Linked DNA regions of Mus musculus: all the other regions are linked to region 3. The links are chromatin loops, found by intact Hi-C in ENCODE. Cell type or tissue: left cerebral cortex. All regions are shown on one strand.

Region 1 (2,500 bases), 240 kb before region 3:
CCATGATTTAAAAGGGATGAGTGTGTAGTGGACCTACCACTTGTCAGAGAGAGCCTTTTTGTTTTGGTTTGGTTTTTTTGTTTTTGTTTTTGAGACAGGGTTTCTCTGTATAGCCCTCACTGTCCTGGAACTCACTTTGGAGACCAGGCTGGCCTCAAACTCAGAAATCCCCTGCCTCCCGAGTGCTCGTATTAAAGGTGTGCACCACCACGCCCAGGCAGAGAGAGCCTTTATCTGAAAAGCTGCAGTAGGCTGGGTCAGGTGGTACCTGTCTTTAATGCCACACTCAGGAGATGGAGGCAGGTGAATCTCTGGGATTTCAATACCAGCCTCTCTACTTAAAGTGTTTTCAAACGGCCAGGGCTACCTGTGAGGATTACATGAATTCATATATGTTTGGATGTACTGAGGCAGCCATACAACCACAAACCCTAAGCCCTACAAAGGCTGTGTATGTGGACCACCTGAGTCTTCTCTCAGCCAGTTTTCACAACATTCCATCTTGTGGTTATCTGACCTTATCTGGGCTGTTCCTCCGAGGCTGACAGAGCCTCTCTCATCCTTACCTCCTCTGCTCCCTGTAAACGTTGCACAGTCTCCTCTGGCTGGATGCAATGTCCCATGTCTACAACCCCAGGTCTTGGGAAGCCGCAGCAGGAGCATTGCTATTAGTTCAAGTTAAGGCTGAGCTTAACAGCGACAGCTTCTCTGAGAAAGGATTGGAGATGCAGTTCAGCTGCTGGAGTGCTCCTGTATATGAAACCTTGGGTTCAGTCCCTAGAACTGGGTCTGATGGGTGCACGCACACCTTTAATCCCAGCAGTTGGGAGCAGGACGATCAGAAATTCAAAATCTTGTGCTGCTACTGCTACATAGTGAGTTTAAGCTATCCTGTGCTACATGAAACCCTGTCAAAAAAAAAAAAAAACCTGATCACTTGTTGCCCTAATCTTACGGGAAGTCATTGTTCACACAGACAAGCCACTCAAATCTTTTACCTTGCTATGTGAATGCTCACACACATGGGGTTGTGTGTGTGTACGTGCGAGTGTTTTGGCATCTTTTCAAGGCTTTAAACTCAGTTGTGATCAAAGATGTATTACAGTAACAGAATCCCTTTTTTTTTTTTTTTTTTTTTTTTTTTGGTTTCCAATTAAACTATCTGAAGAACCACGAATCAACCAGCAGAGGGCAGTCAACAACCATGTTGTGAAGGAAAGAAGGGAGCCCTTCCATCCCCCAACACACACACACACACACACACACACACACACACACACACACGTTTACAAAATGGAGGCTACAGACGGTGGGGACACTGACAAGCCTGAAGATCATCCCTTCCACTCTTAGATGCTCACCCAGAATGTTTACGTGTGAAACACCAGGGGTTCCAAACTTCCCATCCAATAGATAACTCTGCAGCTGGCACATCCTTGTGATCCCAGGAAGGACAAGGCTGAGGCAGGAGGACCATGAGTTAGAGGTCAACTTGGGCTATATATCTAGTTCGAAGCCAGTCTGGGCTGTCATGAGACCCTGTCTCAAAATCAATTTTAAAAGAATTATATTTGGCCTTGCTCACCCTCCCTGATCCTGCTTATTCCGGCTTCCCCTGTAATCTATCCTTTCTCTGTCTTGGTTGAGGTTACTATTGCTGTGATGAAACTCCAGAGTGGTGGGGAAAGGGCTTACTTGGCTTACACTTCCACACTGTAGTCCACTGAAGGAGGTCAGGACAGGAGCTCACACAGGGCAGGAACCTGGAGGCAGGAGCTGATGCAGAGGCCATGGAGAGTGCTGCTTACTGGTTTGCTCAGCCTGCTTTCTTATAGAACTCTAGCTCACCAGCCCAGGGATGGCACCACCCACAATGGGCTGGGCCCTTCCCCATCATTCACTAATTAAGAAAATGTCCCACAAGCTTACCTATAGCCTGATCTCATGGAGGCATTGTTTTAAATTACAGTTCCCTCCTCTCAGATGACCCTAGCCTGTGTCGAGTTGACATAAAATTAGCCAGCACAACCTTGGAATTCTCCTGTTCCCCTGAGTCAGCACTTCATGAATTCACGAAGGACAAAGCCACACACCTTCACTTGACAATCCCTAGTCACTATTTTCTTATTTTAGACAGGGTCTTGTTTTTGTTTTTCGAGTCAGTGTTTCTCTATGTAGCCCTAGCTGCCCTAGAACTCACTCTGTAGATCAGGCTGACCAGACTGGATCTTACTAGGTACTGGCCTAGAATTAGCTATGCAACCCAGGCTAGTCAAACCTATTGTCTTTCCTCAGCCTCTTCAGTGCTGGAATTATAGGCAAGCTCTACCATTCCTGGGTGCTTTGTATTTTCAAGATAGGGCTTCTCTGTGTAGCCCTGGCTGTCCTGTAGCCCTGGCTGTCCTGTAGCCCTGGCTGTCCTGGAACTAACTTGCTCTGTAGGCCACGCTGGCCTCTGTCTCCTGGGTGCTGGCATTAAAGATGAGCACTACCATACCCA
Region 2 (2,500 bases), 72 kb before region 3:
AGGGTTTGTGTCTCACCTGTTAGAGATCACAATGAGTTTATGTTTCAAATATTTCCTCTGTTCTTCAAAATTAACTGTGGGGAGACAGACAGGAGATGGGAGAGATCAATTTGCTGGTCACACAGGTCAGCGCTCCCCTATTGCAAGACGGTCCTGACAAGGTTACCTCCTTACTGCACACTCTGTATAGCCCTGTCCTGCGTGTGAAGGGAGGGAGCCGAATCTATCAATATCTGACAACACTTTCATTCTAGGAAGGATGTATGTTAAAGACCCCAACCTTTTTCCTGGTAGTAACACCCAAAAGCTTCGTCCCGAGGGATTCGGGGATAGAGGAAGCGGAGTGGGTTCTCGGGGATGTTCTCTTCGGCAAGAACCTGGTAGTGGCGGATGATCTCTGTCAGTGGGAGTGACTGTAACACTTCCTTGGTGTAGGGCTGCACTGAGTAGATTTCGACTTTATCTGAAGGACATAGTGTGGTAACATGAAGTGAGTGAGACTAGGCCCGGGGTTCCCAGACCAAACAGACACCGACCCCAAACAGACACCACCCCCACTCCAAGAGCGGACCTAGGGTCAGGGTGGGAGGGTCCGTATGGGGTGCCTGGCAGAAAGCAGACTGCAGGAATGGTACGGGGGAGGGTGCTGACCGTCATCCTGGTGCTCCACCCAAGAACAAGTAATGCCCCCTTCAGAAGTTTCACTGAAGCGCAGTAGGAAGGTGCCAGACAACATCTTCTTCAGCAGTCTGCGTTCCTGGTTGCGGCTCACAAAGCCCATGATGCGCCTGGAGCAGAGTAGACAGACTGAGGAGAGCACCCAGGTGAGGGGTGAGGAGATGGCTCTGCAGCGAAAGGTACCTCACGCCAGCCTGGTTGCCTGAGTTCAATCTCTAGGACCCACATGGTGGAAGGAGAGAACCGACCCCTGTAAGCTATACTCTGACCTCCACATGCACTCGGGTGTGCGCAGGCAGGCGCTCCCACGTGCACACACAGACAGACAGACAGACAGACACACAAAATAAATACATAAAAATATAATAGGGTTGGGCATAGGAGTGAATGCCTTTAATCCCAGCGCTTGGGAGGCAGAGGAAAGCGTAGACAGACAAATGTGGTCTACACAGCAAGATCCAGGACTGTCAGCCAGAGCCACATAATAGAGACATACTGACACACCTCCGCGCCTCCACTCGTGCCCCCCACCCCGCCCCCACAACTCTGTCCATTGATCGAGGAGTTCCCAATTTCTCTAAGCGTGTTTCCTCATGGAACTGAAGGTGGAAGTACTCCGCCACTCAGTGTGGTCAGAGGGGTTGCGCGAACAGAAGCACCCTGCAGGCTCCAGGCTCTGCAACACAGTGGATGCTTGACAAATTCAGACCACAACTGCTATTACTAATGGGGACTTGCACCGTATTGGGTTGGGTTTTTGTTTTTGTTTTTTTGTTGTTGGTTTTTTTTCTTTCCCTTGTGCCACCAGGGGGCGCCCAAAGTGCAGTCCTGAGCTCAGTTAAGGAAATCGACGCCAGGCCTTACCCATCCTTCCAGAGATCCTTCAGGTGGTCGTGCACCAGCTCCAGAATTTTGTCCAGCCAGGTCCAGAAAGGGATCTTACCAGGGGGGCTCTCTCGCTGAAGGAGGAACAGAGAGGCAGGAAGGGATGTGGAGCTGCCCGTGGTGGGGGGAAGGGAAGAGGTGTGCCCAGTGTTTGGACCGGGGACTAGCGGGACACAGGCTGCAGGGTGTTACCTTGCAAAAGTCTACCCAGGACAACAGCGCATCCTCCATCTTGCAGCTCTTTCCTGTGGATCAGAGTCACAGACGGATGACTGAAGGAGGCCAAGGCCAGGCAGAGGACTCTGGTAGGGGCAAGCCAAGGCTAGGGAATGACCAAAAAGAAAAACCGTACCAAACAGCTTGGTTCTCAGCATGCCCAGCTGCTCAGAATCGAGGCCTCGGCCAACGTAAGAGGAGAACTGCCAGCTGAGCACAGGTCCCAGCAAACTCCAGGGGGCTTTCGGAGCTTGGCAGAAGAACTGCTGGTTCTGCAGGGTTCAGGTGAGCCGGCTCAGAAGCAGCCCTTCCTGCGACCTCTGCCCCTCACCCGCTCGCCGCCTCCGCTGCTGCCGCCTCCTCCTCCTCCTACCTTGGGATTTGGGCTGAGCATGTTGAACCAGAGAATGGAGGCCCAGGCAATGGAGAGTTGGTTCATGTTAGAAATAATCACAACAGGGAGAGTGTCCGTCTGGGAGGAAGACCGGAGTTATGGTGGAGAACGGGATGTTTATAACTGCAGGCATCTGCGTCCGTGCGTGGGCAAGGACACCCACTCCAGGACGCTTCTGTTGGTGCCCTCCTTGACCCTTCCTCTAAATCTGCTGCCTCTCTCGCTCCCCGCTTCCCGTCACTCACCTGCAGCTTCATCTTCAGACCCTGGTACACGTACTCAACCACGAAGCTGATGACATGTAACTCCTCTGTCACTGCCAGCGGC
Region 3 (2,500 bases):
AAATCTTAAAAAAATAAGGCACACAGATCATCTAAATGATGAAGGTAAGTTTATTTGATGGTAGAAGTAAAGTAATATAAGAAATGACAGGTGAAGCTACTCTCTGAATGAGTATAAAATAATGCAGGTATTTCCACTGGCGATACATACCTATAATCCAGACTCAGGAGGCTCCGCCAGAAAGGTCCACAGTTCAAATGCTGCCCTACGCTACAGTGTGTATGAGTTCCAATGTCAACTTCGTGAGACCTCGTCTACAAATTAAAACAAGCAAACAACCATATCTTAAAAAGGGCCAGGAATACAGCTCAGTGGTCATGATGAGGGCAGGGAATAAGAAGGCGCAAGTCTATAGGTGCTTCAGAGACCCAGTTCTGAAACCATTCCCTCTTCATTATCCACACCCGAAGCATTAGCAGAACAGGCACAACCTCTCTAGAGGAAATTCCCTCAACATTTTTGCTCCGACGTTTAAAAGTCAATAGAAGAGGAAGATGGGATGCAAACGAGGCAGGTGGGAGCTGCTTCAGGACCGCGGTACCTGAGTGCGAGCTCTCCCAGAGCAAGGAGAGCGACTCGGTTAAGGGGAAGCGCCGGGATAACGATTGGTTTCCTCTGCCGCCCGCAGGCGGAGAGACTCGGAGGTCGTGCAGCAGAAACAGAAAAAGGCAAACGAGAACGGCTTCGTGACCAACCCTCTTGGTCTTCGCCTATGCGCCAGAGCCTTCCCACCGTGCTATACAGTTCCTTCCCTTCGGCATTTGCAAGTCTGCAGCAGGTCCCTCTCGTGTTTCCTTCCTCTCTTACCCTGGGCCACTCCTGGAAAGTGAGGTTACTCTTCCCAGTTTTGAGGTATGCGACATACCTCAAAGTATTAAAAGTAGTTTTGTAATTAGAAGGGGAAAAAAAAAGTTAACCTGCATCTCTACAGTTACGGGGCTGAAAAGGCTGGGCCTGACTGAACCCTAGTGGAGAGAATGAGTCACTGCACCACCCCACACACACTTTCAAGCTCATTTATACATTAAAAAATAATGAGGTAGCCGGGCGTTGGTGGCGCACACCTTTTATCCCAGCACTCGGGAGGCAGAGGCAGGCAGATTTCTGAGTTCGAGGCCAGCCCGGTCTACAGAGTGAGTTCCAGGACAGCCAGGACTTCACAGAGAAACCCTGTCTCGAAAATAATAATAATAATAATAATAATAATAATAATAATAATAATAATAATAATAATAACAATAATAATAATAATGAGCACAAGTCATGTTGTTAATCCCAGCACTCCGCGGGCTGAGGCAGGCCGATCCTTGAGACCCTGTCTCAAACTATAATAATAAAAAACTGATATACAGAGAAACCCTGTCTCGAAAAAAACAAAACAAAAACAACAAAAAAAAAACAACAAAAAAAAACTGAGCACAACCTGGCACTTGGGAAATTGAGGCAGCAGGATCTAGAGTTTGAGGCCTGCAAAGGTTACATAGTAACTCTGTCTCAGAAGACAGAACAGTAAGCTTGAATGTAGACACATTCTGTCCAAAGAGAATGCTGAGGCTCTGGGAAACGGATTTACGCTTTTTTTTTTTTTTTTTTTTTAAATAATGTGTGGTGCTCTGCCTGTCCTGGAACTTGGTATGTAGACCAGACTGGCCTCGAACTCATAGAAAACTGCCTGCCTCTGCCTCCTGAGGGCTGTGTGTCACTCCCCCCGCCCCCCCCGGATTAAACTACTTTAAAAAAATACTTCTTTTATCTTGCCAGACTTGGTATCGCATGCATTAATTTAGTCTCAGCACTTGGGTGGCAGAGGCAGGTAGATTTTTATGAAATTGAGGCCAGCCATGACTACATAATGAATTCCAGGCCAATCCAGGCTACAGGAGACCCTGTTTCAAAACCAAACAAATCAGAGACTCTGTTTACACAGGCTCTCTGGGTGTGTGTGTGTGTGAGAGGGGTATCCTACTTAGTTGAGATATAATCAGTACGTCTCTTCACGTATTGATCTAGCTCGCCAGACTAGAAATCACCGAGATACCGATTTCTCACGACACTCGCGTCTCGCACCACGTGCTCCGGGCGCGGACCAGTCATTGGTCGGTGTCCCCTGGGGGCGTGCCCCGTGCATCTGTGGCACAAGATGGCGCTGCCCTTTGCACGCTGTTGGAAGTTGTACCGCTGGGGCACCAAGCGATGGGGGGTCCCTGCTGTGGAATCCCGGAGAGGTAGGCATATTTCTTTTTTACTGTCACTCCAAAGTAGTTAACGTGTCATTCCCAGAGCGCGATCAGAGAACTCCACTCCTCATTTCTCCTCTCTCCCCTCTGCCTTGATCTAGCAAGATTCCAAACCTGGGGCACCGGCTTCTGGCTTCCCCAGTCAGTGATTTGCAGCTCCCAGGGCTGTCTTACTAAAGCGGCACCTCTGCTCTTTCCATGTTAACATTTGACATTGACTTTTCTCGATTTCCCGTCATCGCCTGGACAGCTTTCAGATCAAA

Evidence for each region. Hi-C counts contacts between places; a loop is a spot of excess contacts. Peaks named below come from ENCODE experiments on the same cell type or tissue, not always from the same donor. Only the 100,000 strongest peaks of a DNase experiment are listed, where the experiment ranks them.
Region 1: a loop joins it to region 3, with 2.2 times the contacts of the local background. A loop is called at or near these places in 3 of 42 quality-filtered maps.
Region 2: a loop joins it to region 3, with 5 times the contacts of the local background. A loop is called at or near these places in 19 of 42 quality-filtered maps.

Annotation. Positions count from the first base shown.
Region 1 is chr10:128,454,218-128,456,717 of GRCm38, reverse strand. No RefSeq gene overlaps it. Among named protein-coding and RNA genes, the nearest start is that of n-TScga2, 3.1 kb to the left of the region's middle. In left cerebral cortex, a CTCF peak has its summit at 1,176 (motif pointing right); a DNase peak (open chromatin) is centred at 1,220; H3K27ac peaks cover 377 bases.
Region 2 is chr10:128,283,235-128,285,734 of GRCm38, reverse strand. It overlaps Stat2 (signal transducer and activator of transcription 2), which reads right to left. Exons shown (of 24, transcript NM_019963.2): 15 at 2,419-2,500; 16 at 2,153-2,251; 17 at 1,916-2,051; 18 at 1,756-1,808; 19 at 1,543-1,637; 20 at 652-788; 21 at 281-463; 22 at 17-74. Among named protein-coding and RNA genes, the nearest start is that of Il23a, 14 kb to the left of the region's middle. In left cerebral cortex, a CTCF peak has its summit at 1,480 (motif pointing right); a DNase peak (open chromatin) is centred at 1,494.
Region 3 is chr10:128,211,434-128,213,933 of GRCm38, reverse strand. Spryd4 (SPRY domain containing 4) reads left to right here and starts at 2,140. Exons shown (of 2, transcript NM_025716.2): 1 at 2,140-2,225. The coding sequence starts at 2,141. In left cerebral cortex, CTCF peaks have their summits at 979 and 2,175 (motif pointing right); DNase peaks (open chromatin) are centred at 965, 2,085 and 2,456; H3K4me3 peaks cover 1,367 bases; H3K27ac peaks cover 742 bases.